Regions from separate parts of the Homo sapiens genome. Here regions 2, 3, 4, 5, 6 and 7 are each linked to region 1. A link is a contact called in ENCODE Hi-C or POLR2A ChIA-PET data. All regions are on one chromosome and are shown on one strand. The core of a region is the stretch at or near the end of the contact, and the rest is flanking DNA. Distances in the headings are between cores, read along the strand shown. Region 1 holds the start of STRIP1 (striatin interacting protein 1). Region 2 holds the start of TMEM167B (transmembrane protein 167B). Region 3 holds the start of CFAP276 (cilia and flagella associated protein 276). Region 4 holds the start of LRIF1 (ligand dependent nuclear receptor interacting factor 1). Region 5 holds the start of CD53 (CD53 molecule). Region 6 holds the start of SARS1 (seryl-tRNA synthetase 1). Region 7 has its middle 85 kb from the start of CD53.

The links. Hi-C counts contacts between places; a loop is a spot of excess contacts on that map. ChIA-PET counts read pairs that join two places held with the same protein, here RNA polymerase II (POLR2A). Pooled maps may share reads with other maps.
Region 2: a map of endothelial cell of umbilical vein shows a loop between it and region 1 (5-fold over the local background). The contact joins the promoter of TMEM167B here to the promoter of STRIP1 in region 1. A Hi-C loop is called at or near these places in 2 of 168 maps with a recorded cell type or tissue (CD8-positive, alpha-beta T cell and endothelial cell of umbilical vein), 1 of 37 single-sample maps with no recorded cell type and 9 of 50 pooled maps. POLR2A ChIA-PET finds 5 or more read pairs at or near these places in 5 of 52 experiments (A549, CD4-positive, alpha-beta T cell, CD4-positive, alpha-beta memory T cell and 2 more).
Region 3: a pooled map shows a loop between it and region 1 (3-fold over the local background). The contact joins the promoter of CFAP276 here to the promoter of STRIP1 in region 1. A Hi-C loop is called at or near these places in 5 of 50 pooled maps. POLR2A ChIA-PET finds 5 or more read pairs at or near these places in 5 of 52 experiments (A549, CD4-positive, alpha-beta T cell, CD4-positive, alpha-beta memory T cell and 2 more).
Region 4: a loop to region 1 is called in a map of CD4-positive, alpha-beta T cell, with 14 times the contacts of the local background. The contact joins the promoter of LRIF1 here to the promoter of STRIP1 in region 1. A Hi-C loop is called at or near these places in 4 of 168 maps with a recorded cell type or tissue (B cell, CD4-positive, alpha-beta T cell, CD4-positive, alpha-beta memory T cell and 1 more) and 11 of 50 pooled maps.
Region 5: a map of CD4-positive, alpha-beta memory T cell shows a loop between it and region 1 (18-fold over the local background). The contact joins the promoter of CD53 here to the promoter of STRIP1 in region 1. A Hi-C loop is called at or near these places in 1 of 168 maps with a recorded cell type or tissue (CD4-positive, alpha-beta memory T cell), 2 of 37 single-sample maps with no recorded cell type and 9 of 50 pooled maps. POLR2A ChIA-PET finds 5 or more read pairs at or near these places in 1 of 52 experiments (activated B cell).
Region 6: a loop to region 1 is called in a map of CD8-positive, alpha-beta T cell, with 5 times the contacts of the local background. The contact joins the promoter of SARS1 here to the promoter of STRIP1 in region 1. A Hi-C loop is called at or near these places in 1 of 168 maps with a recorded cell type or tissue (CD8-positive, alpha-beta T cell) and 8 of 50 pooled maps. POLR2A ChIA-PET finds 5 or more read pairs at or near these places in 2 of 52 experiments (BJ and CD4-positive, alpha-beta memory T cell).
Region 7: a loop to region 1 is called in a pooled map, with 4 times the contacts of the local background. The contact joins the enhancer-like site here to the promoter of STRIP1 in region 1. A Hi-C loop is called at or near these places in 1 of 50 pooled maps. POLR2A ChIA-PET finds 5 or more read pairs at or near these places in 2 of 52 experiments (PC-9 and T-cell).

The regions. Positions count from the first base shown.
Region 1 is chr1:110,033,275-110,036,004 of GRCh38, forward strand. It overlaps STRIP1 (striatin interacting protein 1), which reads left to right and starts at 1,350. Exons shown (of 21, transcript NM_033088.4): 1 at 1,350-1,543. The coding sequence starts at 1,364. It overlaps LOC105378895 (a long non-coding RNA gene), which reads right to left and starts at 2,165. Exons shown (of 3, transcript XR_947693.3): 1 at 2,135-2,165; 2 at 75-157. RefSeq lists an enhancer at 1,025-1,414 and silencers at 1,415-1,634, 1,875-1,944.
Region 2 is chr1:109,089,387-109,092,116 of GRCh38, forward strand. TMEM167B (transmembrane protein 167B) reads left to right here and starts at 1,378. Exons shown (of 3, transcript NM_020141.4): 1 at 1,378-1,496. The coding sequence starts at 1,487. RefSeq lists an enhancer at 1,012-1,211.
Region 3 is chr1:109,111,439-109,114,168 of GRCh38, forward strand. It overlaps CFAP276 (cilia and flagella associated protein 276), which reads right to left and starts at 1,309. Exons shown (of 5, transcript NM_001245025.3): 1 at 1,161-1,309. The coding sequence starts at 1,241. It overlaps ELAPOR1 (endosome-lysosome associated apoptosis and autophagy regulator 1), which reads left to right and starts at 2,677. Exons shown (of 22, transcript NM_020775.5): 1 at 2,677-2,730. RefSeq lists a silencer at 2,429-2,498.
Region 4 is chr1:110,962,511-110,965,240 of GRCh38, forward strand. It overlaps LRIF1 (ligand dependent nuclear receptor interacting factor 1), which reads right to left and starts at 1,412. Exons shown (of 4, transcript NM_018372.4): 1 at 1,111-1,412. The coding sequence starts at 1,178. RefSeq lists enhancers at 1,000-1,536, 1,071-1,280.
Region 5 is chr1:110,871,760-110,874,489 of GRCh38, forward strand. CD53 (CD53 molecule) reads left to right here and starts at 1,389. Exons shown (of 8, transcript NM_000560.4): 1 at 1,389-1,489. RefSeq lists enhancers at 590-639, 1,240-1,349.
Region 6 is chr1:109,212,584-109,215,313 of GRCh38, forward strand. It overlaps SARS1 (seryl-tRNA synthetase 1), which reads left to right and starts at 1,335. Exons shown (of 11, transcript NM_006513.4): 1 at 1,335-1,545. The coding sequence starts at 1,410. RefSeq lists a silencer at 1,129-1,348 and an enhancer at 1,399-1,758.
Region 7 is chr1:110,786,436-110,789,165 of GRCh38, forward strand. No RefSeq gene overlaps it. Among named protein-coding and RNA genes, the nearest start is that of CD53, 85 kb to the right of the region's middle. RefSeq lists an enhancer at 1,119-1,458. Within about 2 kb of position 1,361, at least 7 of the 41 ENCODE cell types and tissues checked have a DNase peak (open chromatin) inside an H3K27ac peak, as active enhancers do.

The DNA.
Region 1 (2,730 bases), core at 100-2,599:
TTCTGACAAAGATTCTCTTCTTTGGCCAAAACTCTAGTCAGGCTCCTGTGAGTCCTCTGCCTACTAGGACTAACCGTTTGGGCTTCCTTTCTGTCCTTGTTGAATCCAGTTTGTGCAGGGACTCTCCACTCTTGGCGTCTTAATCCATTTTTTGTTGCTATAACAGAATACAAAACACTGGGTAATTCATAAAGGAAAGAAAGTTATTTTTTGCAGTTCTGGAGTCTGGGGAGCCCAAAGTCGAGGGGTTGCATTTGGTGAGGGCTTTCTTAAACTGCATGGTAGAGAGCCTCTCACGGTGAGAAAGCAAGAGCATGTGTGCCAGCTCAGATCACTCTTCCTCTTCTTATAAAGCCACCAGTCCCATCACAGGGGCCCTACCCTGACGATTTTATCTAATCCTAATCACCCCCTCAAGGCTCCACCTCCAAATACCATCAACATATGAACTTTAGGATTGAGTTTCCAACGTATGGAATTTGGGGGACACAGTCAAACCATAGCACTCGGTATCTGACCACCCTCAACATCTTAGCACCCTGTCCTGCTTTCAGCAATAATCCTGTTAGGTCAGTTTAGCAAGAAACTTCTTATCCTTGATGTTTCTCTTAGTAGTTTTCCGTCCACTGACCCTCATCCTGCTCTTTGGTTATAAATCCCCACTATATCTTGTTGGAGTCAGAGTTGAGTCTAATTCCTCTTCTTCACTGCAAGATCTGGTTGTAGTGGTCCCTGTAACTATCACCATGGGCTCTCTTACATAAAGTCTGCCTTACCATCTTTAATTAGTGCCATGAACAAATTTTCCTTTAACACTTTTCAGCATTTATTTCTCTATATTTGTCTATTGTTTGTCTGACCCACCAAGCACTGTTATGTACCGTGACTGCAGACACTTGTTCCTCATTTTATCCCACTGCTTGGTGCACAGGAGACATTTATTAAATGTTTGTTGAATGAATGAATGACAAGCACTTGTCACAACGGTAACTCTGTGAAGACTAGGATCCTATCCATTTTGTTCATTACAAAATTCCGCCTAAGCCTTGAACAAGGCTATGAGTTATAAGTGCAAAGCGATTTAGAGGAAGGAGGGGTAACTAAACTGACTGAAGAAGCTAAGGGAAGCCTCACAGATAAAATTACATCTAAACTGAAACTGAAAGGAAGGTGGAAAACTAAAAAGATCAACAAGGGAAGGACTGCAGACAGAATATCGCGAGGTATTGGTCAGCCAAGATGGCTTCTAACACTGGCCGCCACACTTAATATGGCGGCCAGGGAAATTTCCTGGAGAAAATCACGCGAGAGTTGCATCACGGCGGCTGTGCGCGAGTTAAGCTGGGGGTGTGGAGCAGCCAAGATGGAGCCGGCAGTCGGCGGTCCGGGCCCACTGATCGTGAACAACAAACAGCCCCAGCCCCCGCCACCTCCGCCGCCGGCAGCCGCACAGCCACCACCCGGGGCACCGCGGGCCGCCGCGGGCCTCCTGCCTGGGGGCAAAGCCCGCGAGTTCAACCGCAACCAGCGCAAAGACTCAGAGGTCAGGAGCTTCGGGGGGCGAGGCTCGCACCGGGTCGGGCGGCGCCGGGGGTCCCGGGCCCGGGGCCACTCTAGGGGCCAGGTTGGGCTTCCCGGAGGGCTCGGTAGAGTCCGGCCGAGAACTGTCACTATACAGCGAAAGGAGCAGGAAGCGAGGCTGGCAGCTCCTGGGGTCTGGAGCATGAGTCCTTGCTCTAGCTCCGCCGCCCGGGAGAGCTTCCCGTGGCCGGCGACTGCTGGTTTGCTCCCCTGGGCCCCGACTGTGGGCGTGGCCTCGAGGCCCTAGCCCCTGGGGAAGCCGCTCTCGCCCCAGCTCGGGGGTGAGGAGTCGGGGGTCTTGGTGCACTCCAGGGCGCTGGGCTGCCGCGCCCCCAACCTAATCATCTCGGGCGTCTGTCCCTGGCACGCGGGCTCCAGCTCCTGGGTCCTGCCGCTCGCAGAGGAAGGCGCGTGTGGGCAGGGAAGGCGCCGGCGAGGATCTGGAAGGAACTTAGAGCCGGACCGAGCTAATTATCATTGAGAGTAGAGTAGGAGGGGGAAACATGTCCTGTTCTTCTGACCTGAGCCAGATCAGGCCATGGGTTAACAGTACCTGTGGTGGGCTATTGTGCCCAGTGCGCCTGATACTGAACTGTTAAAGATGAGAAATAGACATTTTAAGCATGCGTTAGGACCCAACATTCCTTCCTGTCTCGCTAGTGAGCCGTTCCTGCCGTTCTGGAGATGGCATAGTCTGGAACTGACTAGTAACCTCACCCCAAGTTAAGGAATTCCTCCCACTGCCTCCTTTTGCAGAATTCATGAATGAAGATACTCATGTCGCGGAGTTTTAGGGCTTCTTAATGAGCAGGTTCCCAGAGCACTTACTATGCCATCTCCTAGATTGATCAGCAGCCAAACTGATCAGCCAAGTTAATGAGAGGGAATTCCTAGTTGTCCAAGCATAATGTACCAATTCATACCAAAGAGCAATGATACTACCTTTAGACCTGTGGAATCAGTTCCTCAGAAGCTTTTATTTTTTGTTAGCAAGGCTAAACCCCTGAGAAAACATGTCAACAATTGGCAAGCCCGAAGTAGACGTAATTTGAGCTTGGAGTGAATTATTTGAAAAAAACAAAAACACTGACCATTTAGGAGCCCTGGCATGGTGGGATGACGGACATCAGTGTTAACTACTCAGTTTTT
Region 2 (2,730 bases), core at 128-2,627, 940 kb before region 1:
GCCAGCAGATGGCACTGCAGCAGAAAGGGGCAGAGTCCCTTTAGGCCCTTGACAAGCACGGCGGATTAGTAACCGTATAATTTAACCCTCCAGTTAGCCTTGGAGGACTCGGTGTCGCACTTCCGCCCGAACTCTAATAAAGCGGGCCGAGTTGTGTGCAATTAAGGATTTCAGTATGCAAATCTGAATCTGTACTTTTGTCTCCTCCACCCCACCCCCATCATTAGACTGGCAATGTCTTTTGTCACGTTGTCAAAGTGTCCTCAGAGAAGCGGTGTCTAGATATCGCCGATTTCTGGTTAAAGTGGCTGAAGTGATCCCAGCATTAATTAAATGCAGGAGAATCGAGATTCTCCTGATAGTTTAAGGAAAAGAAAAATTCACACAAGCAAACGGGCAACCCTTTGAATGTTTTCCGACGACGTGGTGCTTTAGGATCTGAAAGATGCGACTTGGTTTTTGTTGTTGTTGTTGTTGTTGTTGTTGTTTTTGAGACGGAGTTTCCGCTCTTGTTGCCCAGGCTGGAGTGCAATGGCGCGATCTCGGCTCACCGCAACCTCCGCCTCCCAGGTTCAAGCGATTCTCCTGCCTCGGCCTCCCGAGTAGCTGGGATTACATTACAGGCATGAGCCACCATGCCCGGCTAATTTTGTATTTGTAGTAGAGACGGGGTTTCTCCATGTTGGTCAGGCTGGTCTCGAACTACGATCTCAGGTGATCCGCCTGCCTCGGCCTCCTAAAGTGCTTAGATTACAGGCATGAGCCACCGCGCCCGGCTAATTTTGTATGTTTAGTAGAGACGGGGTTTCTCCTTGTTGGTCAGGCTGGTCTCGAACTCCGACCTCAGGTGATCCGCCTGGCTCGGCCTCCCAAAGTGCTGGGATTACAGGCGTGAACCACCGCGCCCGGCCGCGACTTGTTTTTGTTACAAGGTTCCTCATTTCATTTGCAACGTTCAGACGCAGTCTGACTAGATTTCCATCCGGAGTAAGGAAGAGCAGCTCAAGGGCAGTCACGGAGGCCGCAGGTGCGGCTTCTTCACCCGCGGTGCTGGAGTTCTCTCAAGTGGAAGCCCAGGACGATGAAAACCTCATAGGTAGGCTGCTGCTTACACACAGCAGCCGCCACGGCGCAAAATAAACTACAAAACTACAAGCCTTTACCTTTTCAAACACACTGACGCGGGCCAGCCCCAGCCCTACGCCCGCAGGGGCACGCAGAAAAGACTTAGTTACCACGGCCAAGTACGAAGCCTTCGAGATAGCGTTCTTCTTACCCTACGTAAACACGCAGTTTCCCGAGCTCGACAATCGGCTAGCCACTCCTGATAGCGTTCGGCGCTCGCCTCTCGGCCCTTGCTCCTGCGTACTACGGCTTCTTCCAGTCACCTCGGCCCGGATCGGGAAGTGTCAAGCGGGCGCTCCCCCATCTCCGCCGCTATTACCACTGAACCCGGACCCCCTACCCAGGTCCAGGGCCAGCCGCCATGACGAACGGTGAGAACTGATGCCCTGAGCGGAGGGTGGGAGTGAAGGACGAAGGGAAAACGTGGCGGGCGGGGCCGGGACTGACGTGGCCGTTCTCCCCGCCCCCTCCCAGCCCGGCCCCCCTTGGCCTCTCGACGCCCCTAACTTCTGTACCCCTATACTCCTCTACGGGTTCCCCCTTCCCATATTCATCTAGGACCCCCAGTGCCTCTTATGCTCACACCTCGAGTTATCTATCCCTATGCTTTGCTTTCCCTTTTCTTTTTCTTAGTTCTTTCTGGCCCTTGGAGAGGTCAGTCCCAGAGGTACTACTGCTATTTAAACCCGGGGAAGAGAGAGGCTCCTCCTCCCAGCTCCCTGCGTTCTCATGCTTTCGGACCGTAGTTTTGTTGAGAGGGCCAATAAATGACATAGAATATCAAGTCCCACACTTTTGGGGTTGCTGGTGAATGTAGACCCCACAAAAGCTTCTTCTTACGGAAAAATACCGGAAAGATTTCTGATTTTAAAGTCCTGGCGGGGTGATCCCACGTGGAGACCCTGACTAGTGTTGCAAAGGGTGGATTTAGACACTGCCTCTTCTAGATGATGAGGCAGTTTATCTGACCTAATTTTCCAGGCCTCTTCAAACACTTTATGAATTCTGAATTCCAGAGGAGGACAGGAAGGAGGGCCTTCATGATTTTTAGTGTCAACCTTACAGGAAAGGAGAAGAGAAAGCCTTTTAGGCATTACGATGATTTGAGGGGCTCCGGAAAGCATTTCTCAAAAGTACTTTGTCCATAGACCTGGCACTGAAGACTCGAATTTAACCTCCTTGTGAATTTTGGCATTGTCTGCAGAAACTTATGAGAGAAAAGGGGTAGCACGTGAAGGTATAGTTCCTCAGAAAACCTTAGTGTATGTATTAATTTGCTGGACCCTTTCTTAGTGACAGCTTAGCTGTGAGACAGTTTTACTGGAGGAAGAGAGGTAGTGTGATCTAGAACTGGCAGACACTGGTTATATATAATATTCATTTGGAGCTTCCTGGGAAGTCAGAGGTCTCAGGATACTAGGCACAGTAAGAAAAGGGAATTTACCCAGAGGAAGACAGAATCTGAACCAGGAAGTAAGACAGCAGTTTGACACGGTAGTTGCTGAATAAATTTTAGTCATTCTTCCCCCATTTTGTGGTCCAATATCTTCTTGTTTTTTGCAATTAGGTGATTCATTGTGCTTCCCTGTACAAGAAATAAGCTTG
Region 3 (2,730 bases), core at 59-2,558, 920 kb before region 1:
CAGCTGGGGTGACAGAGCAAGGAGACCCTGTCTCAAAAAAAAAAAAATATCCCACAATGATTCCTCACATCCCTAGGATGAAACCATAGCTAGCTAGCATGGTGTACACAGCACACCCAGCCAACCAAGGGCATCTCTCCAGCTCTGATTTCTGAGTGCTTCCATTGCACGCCTACACTCCAGCCCTTCTAGACTATTTGCAGTTCCCCAAATAAGCCATTCTCTCTCTCCTTTCCATGTATTTGCACCTGCTGCTTCCTTTGCCTTGCATATCTGGTTCCTGTTTCCTTCTTCCTAACTCACATTCTATCCACTCCCTCACCTGGCCTACCTAACTCATATTTGGACATCAAAATGCATCTGCTCTGTGAAGCTTTCCTTTAAGTTCCTGGTTCTCACGGCACCCTGCACACAACTCTGTCACAACATGTGCTATTGTGCAAGCATTTTTGCTATTGTCGGTCTCTCTTTACTACTAGAGTTCCTTGACAGCAGAAGCTACATCTAATTTATTTATATATCCTTGGCGTTTAGCAGAGTGTCTGGCTTATAGTAAATAAGTATTGAATAAATAAAAAGGGGCTCTCAATATTGTTATTAGACCACAATCACCACTTAATTCATCTTATTGTGCACCACTTCATATATCCCAATCACTTCTACCAGAAAAAAGATCATCTAAGTTCCGAAATCAGTGTCCACCATCATGCTAAACACACACATAACAAACATATTGTGGTGTTAACCAGAAGACAGAGACAGTGTGAACACAGATGTGTAAAGCATGACCTCTGGTGGCTTTCAGAGGATTCTCTCCCACTCCATATCTCATTTCTCTTCAGAGAACAGTCTTCCAAATAGGGAAATGGGTAGCTTGAAGGAACCTGGGCACTGCCATAACTTATACTCACAATTGATTTGAGCTGCCAGAGCCCCTTGTTCCTCTAGACTAGAACTCTACTTTCCTCTGCTCAAAAACGCCTCTGAAACGTTAGCCGACTTGAATATGGAGATAGGGAGGCAGGCAGAAAACAGACTTCCCTGGTACCCGACTGAGTGTCTTCACCAGAGTCCTTTATGTTACCATCTCTGCTCATCACACAGACAGAAAGAAGACTACCGGCGACCCTACTGGGAATCTGCGCAAGAAACCACAGTACCTTGGAAGCCCGCAGTTCTCCTAAGTAGGAATCATCGTTATCTAATGTAGGCTGCTGGAAAGGGTCCCGGGTGGGAGGCATGGCTAAATGCCTAACTCTTTTAAGAGGGATGGGAGGCCCGCTCAGCCGCAGCACAGCCTCACTGGCATAAGATCCCGGGTCCCAATTGTTTGGAGCGCTGGTTTCGGTTGCCAGGCAACTGCCCAGCCATCTATGACAGAGGAATTCCCTCAGAGGAGGGCGCCACCTGGCGGCTGACCACGGGAGGCCCCTGGGGAGGAAGCTCCGGGGACTGCAGAGGGAACGTTCCGCTGAGCGGGCCCGAGACTTGGAATTGCACTCCTGAGCCTCGGCGGAAAAGTGCTGGCTGCTCACCATCAGGACTTCTGCAAAAGACTTCAGTTGAGGAAAGAAGTCCTGAAAGATGACCCAGAAATTTCCTTCTCCCTCGCACCTAACAAAAGGCTTTCAAAGCCATGAGAGAATGAGGATGTCAAGAGACCAAAGAGGGCCGGGCGCGGTGGTTCACGCCTGTAATCTCAGCACTTTGGGAAGCGGAGGCGGGCGGATCGCTTAAGCCCAAGAGTTCGAGACCAGTCTGGGCAACATGGCGAAACCCCGTCTCTACAAAAAGTAGGAAAAAAATTAGCTGGGCTTGGTGGCACGCGCCCGTAGTCCCAGCTACTCGGGAGGCTAATCCAGGAGAATCTCTTGAACCCGGAAGGCGGAGGTTGCAGTTAGCCGAGATCGCGCCACTGCACTCCAGTGTGGGCGAGAGAGTGAGACCCTGTCTCAGAGAGAGAGAGAGAGAGAGAGAAAGAGAGAGAGAGAGAGAGAGAGAGAGAGAGAGAGAGAGAGAGAGAGAGAGAGGCCCACGTGCGGCGCTTGGGAAATTGCGGCTAAGGCAAACTCCTCGCTTAAACTCGGATCAACTACAGTGTCAGGGCTTCTCTTCTAGCCGGTTGTAAAAGCACGGATGGATTTGGCGGGATGTAAGATCTCCAGGAGTGGCCTTCGTAGGAGGGAACACGTACTGGGGCCTCTTCCAGGCGACGACGTCTGGAGGGTGATCTCTCCATCTTCTTTCTCTCGGTTCACACGCCACGTGTGCAACATCGGAGATGCTCATAAAATAACCCCTGGCCCGAAAGGGCAGTAGAAAACGGAAATTTGTTGGCTGGCTTGGAGGATGCTTCCACTGTGTTCTTCACACGAGCCCCGGGCCTGCCTGTTGGGCCGGTTGCGCACCCCGGGCGCGCGCTCTCCCGCGCCCACGCCGCGCGCACCAGCGGCGGCGGCTGCCATGGCGACCCGCAGGTGAGCTGCAGAGGCGCGCGTGGTCCCTGCCCCACCCGCGCGGAGCCAGAGAGGAGGCGGTTGTCAAGGCGACGTGGGTAGGAGGAGAGGACAGAGGGAGGAGGAAGGATGGGCGGTGTTGGCGTAGCCGCAGGGAGGTGACTGAAGCGAGCCTGGCCTCTTGCATCCTCCGCCTGTGTACCTCCCTCCCCTTTTTTTCCGCCTTCTGCCAGCAGAAGCAGCAGCCGCAGCACCTGAGCCGCTACTGCCGCTC
Region 4 (2,730 bases), core at 162-2,661, 930 kb after region 1:
TACCTGCTGGGCTAAAATCTGTACAGAATTAAAGTTGTATGCTTATAATAGTAATAGTTAACATTTAAATTGTGCTTTACTATTTTCCTACACGACGTATTTTACATTATTTCATTCTCCTAATCTTTAAAATATTTCTAAGTGCTATTATTTACAGACTGGAAACAGGTACCTGGCCTCACAAATGCTAACTAGCAAAGTTGAGATTAACCCCAGGTAGCTTGATTTTCTTCAAACGAAAATCCTCTTCCATGAGTTTTGCATCTTAGTTCTTCATTTTCTTATTAGAGTCTGCAGACCCTATTTTTTCCTCATCACTTAATCTACTAACCATGTGAGAGTACAAGTGAAAATATTCTGCTTTAGCTAACATTGTTTCCAATTCATTTCCTTGTAATACAATTTAAAAAAAAAAACCCAAAAACTAAGTTACTGATCATCTATTTTCTAACTTTACAAGAATATCTTCCTTAGAAATACTGGACTCTCCTCATGCCAAATATAAATAGCCAATGAAATGGCACTTCATTACACCCTACTTCAAAAAGGCTGTTCAAAAGGACTGACTTTACACGAGGATTTCTCCAGTCTTACTTCTCTCTCTTCACATAAAACTATTACTTGAAATTTTAAATATTCGATCTCCTCATTCTAAAGCCCTTTTTCTTCAATCACACACCCTTTCTGTCTCACTATTAAAATCTATTTTCACTGAAGGTCCAGCGCCACCAGGGCTGCACTTGCTAATCCGTGCTGACTGCTGCGTTTCTGCGTGTGCGTGAGAATCTTCCAGAAGGTTTGAGTCACATAAGAGCGTCGGCCATCTTGGTTTTCATCTCCCGTGGAGATCTACTCGGTCCGCCTATTAAACTTGAGACGCTGGGGTCCCGCGGAGCCGCTGTGTCAGGCTCTAAAGAGGTTTTACATTTCCCAGAGGAAAGCGCTCTATGGGCTTTAAGCGCCGCGGAGACAAGCGCTTCCCGCCTGGGTGGCGCACTCTGCGGGCTCCAACTCCTCTCAACTACACAGCGTCCGGAAACGACGGCCGACTCCACATCCCTAAGACGGACAGAGGGGCAGCCGTGGGGAGGATTCGAAACCGGTACTTACCAACGCGAGGCGTTGCCTGAATTTTCCTCTGCGGGTTTCAGGAAGACCCTCCGTAGGTTATTTGACATTTTAGTGGGGAGAAAGGGGACACCTCATCCAGAAAAGTGGGAAGCGTGGGGCCGAGTTTCCCAATGGGGCGAGAACCAGAGCGAGGGAATGTTGGGCTGGAGTTGCCCACAGCAACTGTGAGGGGTTCGACCTTAACGGAGGGCGACAGCGGGCTCTCGAGAGGGTGTATCCCCAGGCTTCGGGACGAGGTCGCGCACCGCGCAGAAACCGGAAGGCTCCTGGCGGTGGACTGCGCCCTCACAGCCCTACGCTGAGAGAGAATCGGCGTGAGTCTCCGCCCTCAGAGCCTACGACAACTCTCCAGACTCCGCCGGAGCAGGCGCAGGGGGCGTGGCCTTGGTGGCACCACCCCCAACAGAGCCTGGTCAGTGCTGAAGACTGCGTCAGTCTGGCTCTGCCGCCCCGCCCACTGAAGCCGATAGCTGGAGCAAAGCTCGGTCGGGCGTCTTCCGGGGTCGTCACGTCCGGTTGCCAAGGTGACTGGCTCGCTAAAGCCCAACCCTTATGATGCAATCCAATGGCAAGTGATATTTGCTATCTTTTCTTCCGGATCAAGGAACAAATCGCAAAAGAAAGCTCTCCCGACACCTACGCAAAATAAAATGTTTCCGGGGTCAATCATAAATTTTCTGCTTCTGTGCTCGCCGCTAGCGTACGTTTTTCTCTCCCGTCAGTGCATTAAAAGACATCGGCGCGCTTTTTTGGAGTCATGCACTTCTGGCCTGAGAAAACTTAAAACGCCTGCCTGTGGCCAGCGATTATTGTTGCTGCTTCTCTGAAGGTTTCCCATTTACTCCTCTTTCCTGAAGCTTTGCCTCTAGACTTACTTAACTCTTTCCTCCAGCCTACGTTCATCGAAACTATCACTTATTGTCATATAGACCTTTATTTCTGAAGGGAGATCTGGGAGTTGCATCAGAACATCCATTGTATTCATTAAATCATTTATTCAGCTGTCCATTGCAGTTGATGCTCTTTATCTCACACTATTTGAGAATTTTTCCTCGCAGCACTATTAATTAGTCCCTCATCTTGACGCCATTGGCAATATACTTTCCTGGTTTTGCTCCTACCTTTTTGTCTACACCTTCTCAATCTCTTTTGAAGATATCTCCCTTTTCAAGGGAGTTCCTTTCAGCTTGATCACTGATTCTCTTATGTTTTCAAACTGTCTTGTCTCGATTCGTGGTTTTATTCATGCTCCTGGATTGAATTACCACCTCCACCCATTATTTTACCACCAAACACATGTATGTCCTTGGCACTGATTTAAGTGTTTTACAAAATTAATTTACTCCTAACAGCTAATAAAATAATTATTATATGCAGATGAAGTAACTGATGCTCAGAGAGGGTGAACAAATTTTTAGAGGTCATAGAGCTTGTGAGTGATGGAGCCAGGCTCCAAATCCAGGTTGTCTGGCTAAACACACCATGTACTACTGCATTATGCTGCCGTGTGACTCATAAATTTATGTTCCCAGTTCTGATTTCTCTGAGATCTATACCTGGATGTTCAAGTGAATTGTTGAGATATCCTTTTTGCTATTT
Region 5 (2,730 bases), core at 139-2,638, 840 kb after region 1:
TAATAGCATTCCCTAAAGTGTAGTTACACTGAAAAATTGTTCCCCAAGAGAAACTACACACACACACACACACACACACACACACACACCACACAGTTCCATGCTCAGATAAGTTTGGAGAAATCTATATATTATTTCCCCTGCTTAGAGAATATTAAGGACTGACAAGTTCTGCAGTAAAGACCTTTTTACCTTCATTTAATTCAGTTTTCCCCACAAGACAGCCCTGGCTGGAGATTACTCTGGATCTGAATGTCTCAGGGTGAAGGAAGCGGGAGACAGCTAGCTTTCCCAGAGGCATGCCCGCAAGTCAGCACCGCAGAGTGCATCTATCTGTTCATTTATAAGATGAAAACATTGGGGCCCAGTGATTGCTTCCAAGTTTCATAGTTAGCTAGTGATACATTTGGGTTGTCACATACTCCTTTGACCCAATCTAAGAAAATTCCAGTGATGCAGCATAGTGAAACCAGAAACACATTTTTCAAAATATATTGATCACAGTGTTTCTCAAAAGGCCTTCTCTGTGACCTTGAATTTTAATCCTACCTCTGACATGTCTTAGTTGTATGAGCTTGGGCAAATTTTCTAACCTCTTTGAGCGCCTGTTTTCTTGTATATAAATAAGGATGTAACAGTAACCAGTAGGATTATTATTAGGTGTTACCATTAATAAACTGAGGCTGACAGATTGAGACTTGCTCAAGATCTCACAGCTAAAAGAGATAAAGCTGGAACTGAAACTCAGATCTTTGGCTCCAAATGTGGTGTTTCCTGTACTAACCAAATCATTTCTACCAGTGCCCCTGGGATTATGCCTTGGGGACTCACCTTAAGACAGTCTTGCTCTCGAGACAGAGAAGTCTGCAAATGGTGTCCAATTCAAGTCTAGAGACTGGCTGAAGCCAGACAGAGGGAGTATGAGGAGGGGGCAGAGAATCTTCAGAAAGACATTCCAAAGTCTCGGGCCTAGAAAATGTTTAGAAATATTGGTTCCTGTGTTCCCCTCCAGTCTGTCTACCTGAATGGGAAACTGGTGGTGGGGCCAGGCATACTTCTTTTTGAACAAATACACAGTTAATTCTGAGATGCCACCTTGATTGAGAAGCACTGTCCTTTTCTAAGCAAAAATCATTGCCAAATTACCCTAGAATCCACCACTGCTCACAGATCTGTGCCTGAACCAACTTGGTTTTGAAGTTTTCTTTTGTTTCACAAAACTAGTTTAGGGTGGGCTGTGAGAGGAAGCTTCTAAAAAGCCACTGGGAAAGTACTAAATCTCTGAGACTAAAGAGGGCGGACTCAGCCTCACTTCCTCCTTCTTCTCATCTGGGCTTCCTGTCGTCACAGCATGATCATATTTTTTCACCCTTCACTTCTCCTTTTACACAAATAGCCCCGGATATCTGTGTTACCAGCCTTGTCTCGGCCACCTCAAGGATAATCACTAAATTCTGCCGAAAGGACTGAGGAACGGTGCCTGGAAAAGGTAAGGTTGATGACGTTTTAACTTGGCTTGCTGTCTAATGTGGGGTAGGGCGTATTCTTAGGGGTCTCCATATACCTCTCTAGTAACCATAAAATCTCCGGCAACTTCTCTTTCACAAATATTTAGTGCACAAAGTAAAACAGATTAGCAAGATCCTAGTAACATCCCCAAAGGCAATCAGGCCAGAAATACTTTTACTTAATCAGGTTCCCATTATCTAAATCTCTGAGTCGAGGCATTCACATGCCTTAATTGCTTCAGAGCTTGAATTACTCTGTGTAGTAATTCCTGATGCCTGGAGCTTTCTATGCGAGATGACATTGGGGAGATTTCCTATGTGCTCTGGTCTTCAGAAAATTGGTCTTGTGATTTTAAAGTGAGGAAAGAACCCACAGCCAGAGCTGTCTTTAGAAAGACAGCTAGAAGACACAGTTCTTTTTCATTTGAGAAAATTTCAAAAGTAAATTTAGTGACTCCCACTGTGGTTCTTCAAAGCCACTAAATAGAAAGGTGGCTAAAAATCAAAACACCAGGATGTGCTCAGTAACTGTATTTTAAAAGGTGAAAGCTAGACATCTCTAAAGGATGCATAGATTGTTGGCTTTTAAGGAGCAGGAAGCACATTGGGATCCTCAGCATTTCCCCAAATTATCCTTGGTGTACAAAACATGACCACTGATAAATGTCACATGAAATGCACGTATAAAATGCAATCCCCAAAACTTGATACTGCAGTAATTTCCAATCATGTGCTGTAACTAATGACTGAGGTTGCATGGACTCAGCAAAGTGTTAGCAGAGCTTCGGTCCTGACTCTCTGTGACCACCATCGGAAACTCTATGTAAGAGCTTTCTTCTTCCAAGACCTGTGAGAATTTCACTTGATTATGCCCTGGAGCAGAAAGGAGAAAGTTCTCTTTGATTACACCCACCCATCTAAGTATGAGGATTGGGAACAGGGCAGAGGGCTCTAGATTTCCAAGAGGGGTGGGGACGGGGAGAGGGCTCTGGATTCCCAAAACACCTCAGAGTTTATTGAGCCTTGTATTAAAAAATAAAAAGCAGTCTTTTAAATAAATTCACTTAATAATCAAGTGGTAGGTGCCTCCTGAGGCCAGGCACTGTGCTTTGGGAATTGTGGGGGAGGGAGATGAAAAGGTAGAAGGAGAATATTTGTCTAGCAAACAGTCCTACTCTTAAGGAACTCCCATGGGAGATAAGAGATATCATACTATGCGTGT
Region 6 (2,730 bases), core at 85-2,584, 820 kb before region 1:
AACAGCCAGATGAAGAGATGGATAGGGCAAGGTGTCAGGGGTGCAGAGCTTCCATAACCTTTCTGGGCAAGACACCCTCCTGGCATCTCCACATGTTCAACAACCCTGAAGCTCATCAACTCTTGTTGTTCGAGCGTTTATAGAGTTTGATGTCCAGCTCCTCCCCTCCCCCTTTCCTGGAGGTTGAAGGGTGGGGATGAAAGTTCCAATCCTCCAATCACTTGGTCTCTCTGGTGACTGGCCCCATCCTAAGGTTATCTAGGGCCCCCATCCTAAATCACCTCCTTATTATAAACTCAGGTGTTATCAAAGAGACCCATTACGTATAACCCAGGAAATTCAAGGGTTTTAGGGGCTGTGTCAGGAACCAGGGACAAAGCCCAAATATATTTCATATTATAAATAAATAATATGATAGTTAGCTATGTCACACCCTCATCTCAGGAGTCCATGACGGCGGTATAAGATCAAGAAGGTCTTAGCACATCTAGCTTCGAGAAGGCATTGGAAGTGAGGCTTTAAAGTTTCTGCAGAGTGGAAGGATTGGGGGTGGGGGTGGGGGAGGAGATCACCTGTTCCCAAATCCTTCAAATAATCTCTTGTTATCAGGGAGATTCTTTGATAACTTTGGCTTCACTCGGCAACTAGAATATTTCATTTAAAGGTCTGAACATTATAAAATCAAAGTATGATACAAACCGTTCTTCAAGACGCTTTCAAATTGACCCAAGACATGACCTCAACACCTTATACGGCGTTCAAATCTGCTTAATGTCCCTTTGGAAAAGTTTTCTCTCGTCTCTCTCTAAAAGACAACCGCACTTTCCCAAAGCTGTGCTCTTAAGAGTTGGTAAAGTGACAATTTGGTTTATCCAATAATCAGATTAATAAAGGTATACCATTTCTAAGGCACGAGAGCAGGAATCTTAAGCTGAGGTAGCCCTGGGACTAAATATGCCATCCTCTTGTATCAAGATGGAGAAGACGGCCGAGGTTCAGGGAAAGAGCCCAGTGGAAGAACCCAACCTAGTGAGAGGAAAACGGGCACCTGGTGAAGGCCCCGGCCTCTAAGCTAGGGATGAGGGGACAGGCCTCTGCCTAGCCTGAGACAGGAGTAGGAAACTGAGGCATTCACACTTTTATGTGGCGATCACAGTTCCTGCAGACTGTAGCAGAGCTGGGGAGCAGGAACCAGAGGTATAGTCCCACGCCCACCCACTCTCCCCTCCCCTCCCTCCGCGGCCCCGCCTCCAACCAGCCGCTTCCGGTCGCGGGGAGGGTCGCCTGCGGGCTCCAGCTGCGCCTGCGCAGGAAGGGCGGGTCAGCGCGCCGGCGCAGTGCGGCGGTCACAGGCTGAGTGCTGCGGCGCGATCCTTGCTTCCCTGAGCGTTGGCCCGGGAGGAAAGAAGATGGTGCTGGATCTGGATTTGTTTCGGGTGGATAAAGGAGGGGACCCAGCCCTCATCCGAGAGACGCAGGAGAAGCGCTTCAAGGACCCGGGACTAGTGGACCAGCTGGTGAAGGCAGACAGCGAGTGGCGACGATGTAAGTACCGGGACGGGCGGGTTACCTCCTTGATGCTAAACCCAATTTTCTCTCTCAAATCCAGCCACCGCTCCTGAGGCCACAGCTTCCACCCTTCGTCAGACCCCCTCCCAGGGTGCGGTGGCTCCGAGGTTCTCCCCATCCCCGAAAACACAGCCTGGTCGCCGGGGTCATCCCACTTTCTCCTCCACCCGGGCGGAGCGAGGTCCCTTCCACGCGTGCTCAGTGCCGTTCGCTGCCAGTGTGCGTACGCACGCGCATCGGGAGCTGTCAAGCCTTCCTGCCCCAGGGGTTGCCAGAACATGCCGGGGCGGGAGGTTGTGGGGTCTACGCGGCTTTCCTAACACGAATCTTTGGTCCCCCCCAGTCTTTTTCTCATCTTCAGCAAGGCCAGAGTGGTTTTCCTTTGTTTTGATAGGATCAAAGGCTTCTCCTGAGACTGCGTCACTTCTGCAACACAGTAGATTCATTCCTTCGGTATCGGAAGCATTTCGGGGCGTTGGAGGCCGCTCTTGGCCAAAATAAATGACCCTGAAGCTTTTCGGAAGGCCATCCCCCGACCTATGGGCATACCTTTAAGAATTAGAAAAGTCTTTTCCGTGGTAGATCAAACGCGAGGGGAGTGAGGAGGCGAGCAAAAGATTGTAATGACTGAAGCTGTTTAATTGTGATTTGTGGACGTTTTCCTTTAAAGACATTGGCAGAGTTGGGCTAGAACCTGGAACTGCCGGATCTTGGAGTCATATCGGGCATCTATCATGAAGCCGAATAAAACCATAGAACCATCTGCCCATAAATCTCTGCCTGTATTAACTGGAGTGGTCGCTGGTTGGGCGGATGCTGTCAAGTACTTGTGATTTGATTTGTCTGATGCAATAGGTCTGCAACCATCTGGGAGCTAGGTCGATGACAGTACACTGCAAAGGCAGCCACTATCCAAGAGTGTGATGGATTTCTATTAGGAAAATTGATTTTCTCCTGTTTATAAGGATCTTGGATGTCAAAAGAATATTTGTTTAACTTGAGTTTTGTGCTGATTCTATGTCTTAGGCCCTCTATTGTAGTAGTTTGTTTGATTGTGAGATTCCACACTTGACCTGAAGTTTCGAGTTGCAATGGAATTTAATTTTGCCACATTTTTTGTTTAGGATAAAACTAGCCTGAGCACTGTTCTACTGAATCTGA
Region 7 (2,730 bases), core at 111-2,610, 750 kb after region 1:
AGGGTACTCGATGTCAGGGTGATGAGATTTTAATGGCAACAGAGAGATGGTTGATGAGACCCAGGGCCTCTGCATGTTAAAGAGCTGGAAATGAACCAGCCATATACAGTTGGAAGTTACTGGTTTATGAAGGAAACTATGAAATTCCTCTGTTTCACAGCTCAGAGATACCACAAAGCAGCTTGATAGGCTCATGAGAAGATAGAAAAAATTAATGCAAGGAAATTAACCCCTCAAGCTGGTTCAGCATACATGATCTCTAAATTGCACACCACACAAGTATAGAAATCTAGAGTCAAGATACATTGTAAAATTCCTCTGGAACCAGTGAAATTCACAGAATCGCAGCAAAGGAATTTGAAACTGCCCCACAAGATTGTTCCCAGGTACCAGGACCTGAGGGTCTTCCATGGAAAACAACTCTCTTTCAAGAGGAGCTCATGATTTAAAAATATTGCAAGTCACATAAGGAAACAAACTGATTAGAGAGGGAGTGGTAGAGTGCACATACAAACAGCTGCAGTTAGTAGAAAATAAAAAAGGAGAGTCTTTAAGTCAGATAAGCTCAAAGAGAAAGAGAAAGGTAACTTCACAAAGCAAGAGGAGGACATTGTAGGAAAGGAGTCAGTAAATCGAAAAAGAAACAAATCTAAATTTTAGAAATGAAAAATATAGCTAATCAAATTTAGAATTAAATAGATGGGTTTGTAGACTGATCAAGAGAGAATTGGAGGAGAATGATGTCAGCAGGATGGCCAACTAAAAGCTTCTAGCGCTCATTTTTCCAACAAAGATAGCCAAATAACACACAAACAATCATGTTTTAATAAAAACAACTAAAGAAGAGTGGCTGAGTATGGCAAAGGAGTAATAGAAACCCCAGTGAACACGGAAACTGAGGTTGACCACACAGAGAGCAAAAGGAAACACCTGGTCTTCACCACCCCACCTCCCAACCAGAATCAGCTAGAAACCAGGAGGAACCTCTTTTTATGGTGCAAAGGTAGACAAGAGGATCCCAGTAACTGCCATCAACTCTTTGGACACCTACACTTCTCATCACTGGGGTCCCCCTGAAGTCCTCACATGCACTAAGTCCAGCTGAGGGAGCTGCCTGGAGTCTGCAAATCTGTGTTCCCCCCAGAGAAGGAGCTGCCACTAGGCCCCATCCCCTGTGGCCTGCATAGCTACTGTCTTACCCCATTTCGGAACTGGAACTACTGCTGGAGTGTCTTGCTCCAAGGGAGAGTAGCCATGGCTCTTGTCCATCCCTGAGGCTAAACCACCTTTGATCCATCCCTGCCCAGTGGCCTAACATCCCAAAGCCAAGCTTCAAGGAACTGTTACACCTTTGCCCATGGGGCTGAACAGCACCACCTACACCTCCTCTCTCCCCCTTCAGCTGGAGCTGAAGCTGCACACTTCCTCCTAAGAAAACAGTGCTTTAGCAGAATAGCCCCATCTACTTCTCTCGGTTATGGCTGTGCCCTGCCCCTAAGGTCCTGAACTGAAACTATGTGCTGCCTCTTGAGGAAACAGTGCCTTGGCAGAGCCCCACGTCTCAGGGAAATAGTGCCTGGCAGCCCAGAACAGCCACCCTCTATGCCTGAGCCTGAGCTGAAGTGGCACACAAACCCCTGGGGAATTGGTGCCCTGGAACCTGAGCAGCTCAGGGCTGAGCTGACGTAGTACCCCATGTTCCAGGGAAACATGGCAGTGACTGAGCTGAGACACTCTACCCTACAGGCTAACCTACTCTAATACCTTGCTTTCCTGGCATTAGACTAGTCTCCTGGAGTCTGAGCTGCCAAGAAAGCCCTCTCTCCAGGGAATGCAATCGTCACTGTGCTGCTCCCCTGACCCCCAGGGCCCAAACGACAGATGTGTTTGACCACTATGAAAACTTGCTGCTGCACCTAGCCTCACAGAGTCTGGGATACTACTGAGTCCGCCATCCCGGAGTCACCACTACATGTTGTCTCATCCCCAGGGACCCAAGTTTCCACTGAGCTCCATTGGACCAGGTTCCCAAATTGCAGATATACCTTGCTCTCTGTACCCTAAACTCCAGAGCTCCTTTTCTTCCCTGGAGTTGGATATACCCTCCACACAGGGGTAGACTCACAGCTAAAACCAAACTCTCTGGGTCCAAGCTTCTAGGGGTTTCCTCAGAGTCACAGATCCTGGCTCTGCAGGCAAATTACATCCAACCCTGCCATAAACAGTGAACCTGCACCTCAAGACCCAGATGCCACAATAAGTTCATGAGACTCTGTGGGAAAATTGAAAGTAGGAGGACTTCAAGCACCCACAAAGAAAGAATTTTAAAAATAACAAAAGAAAACATCAAGTCACGTATAAAGAATCCCCATTAGACTAACAGCAGATTTATCCTCAGAAATCTTACAGGCCAGGAGAGAATGGAATGACATATTCAAAGTACTGAAAGAAGAAAAAAAAGGCAGCCAAGAATACTATACCCAGTAAAGCTATTCTTCAGAAATAAGGGAGAGCCAGATTTGGTGACATATGCCTGCAGTCTCAACTACTCAGGAGGATGAGTTGGGAAGATTGATTGAGCCTAGGAGTTCAGATCAGCCTAAACAACATAGCGAGACCTCATCTCAAAAAAAGAAAAAAAAGGAAAAAGAAATAAAGTCTTTCCCAGACAAGCAAAAACAAAGGAAATTCATTACCACCAGACTGATCTTATGAGACATACTCAAGGGA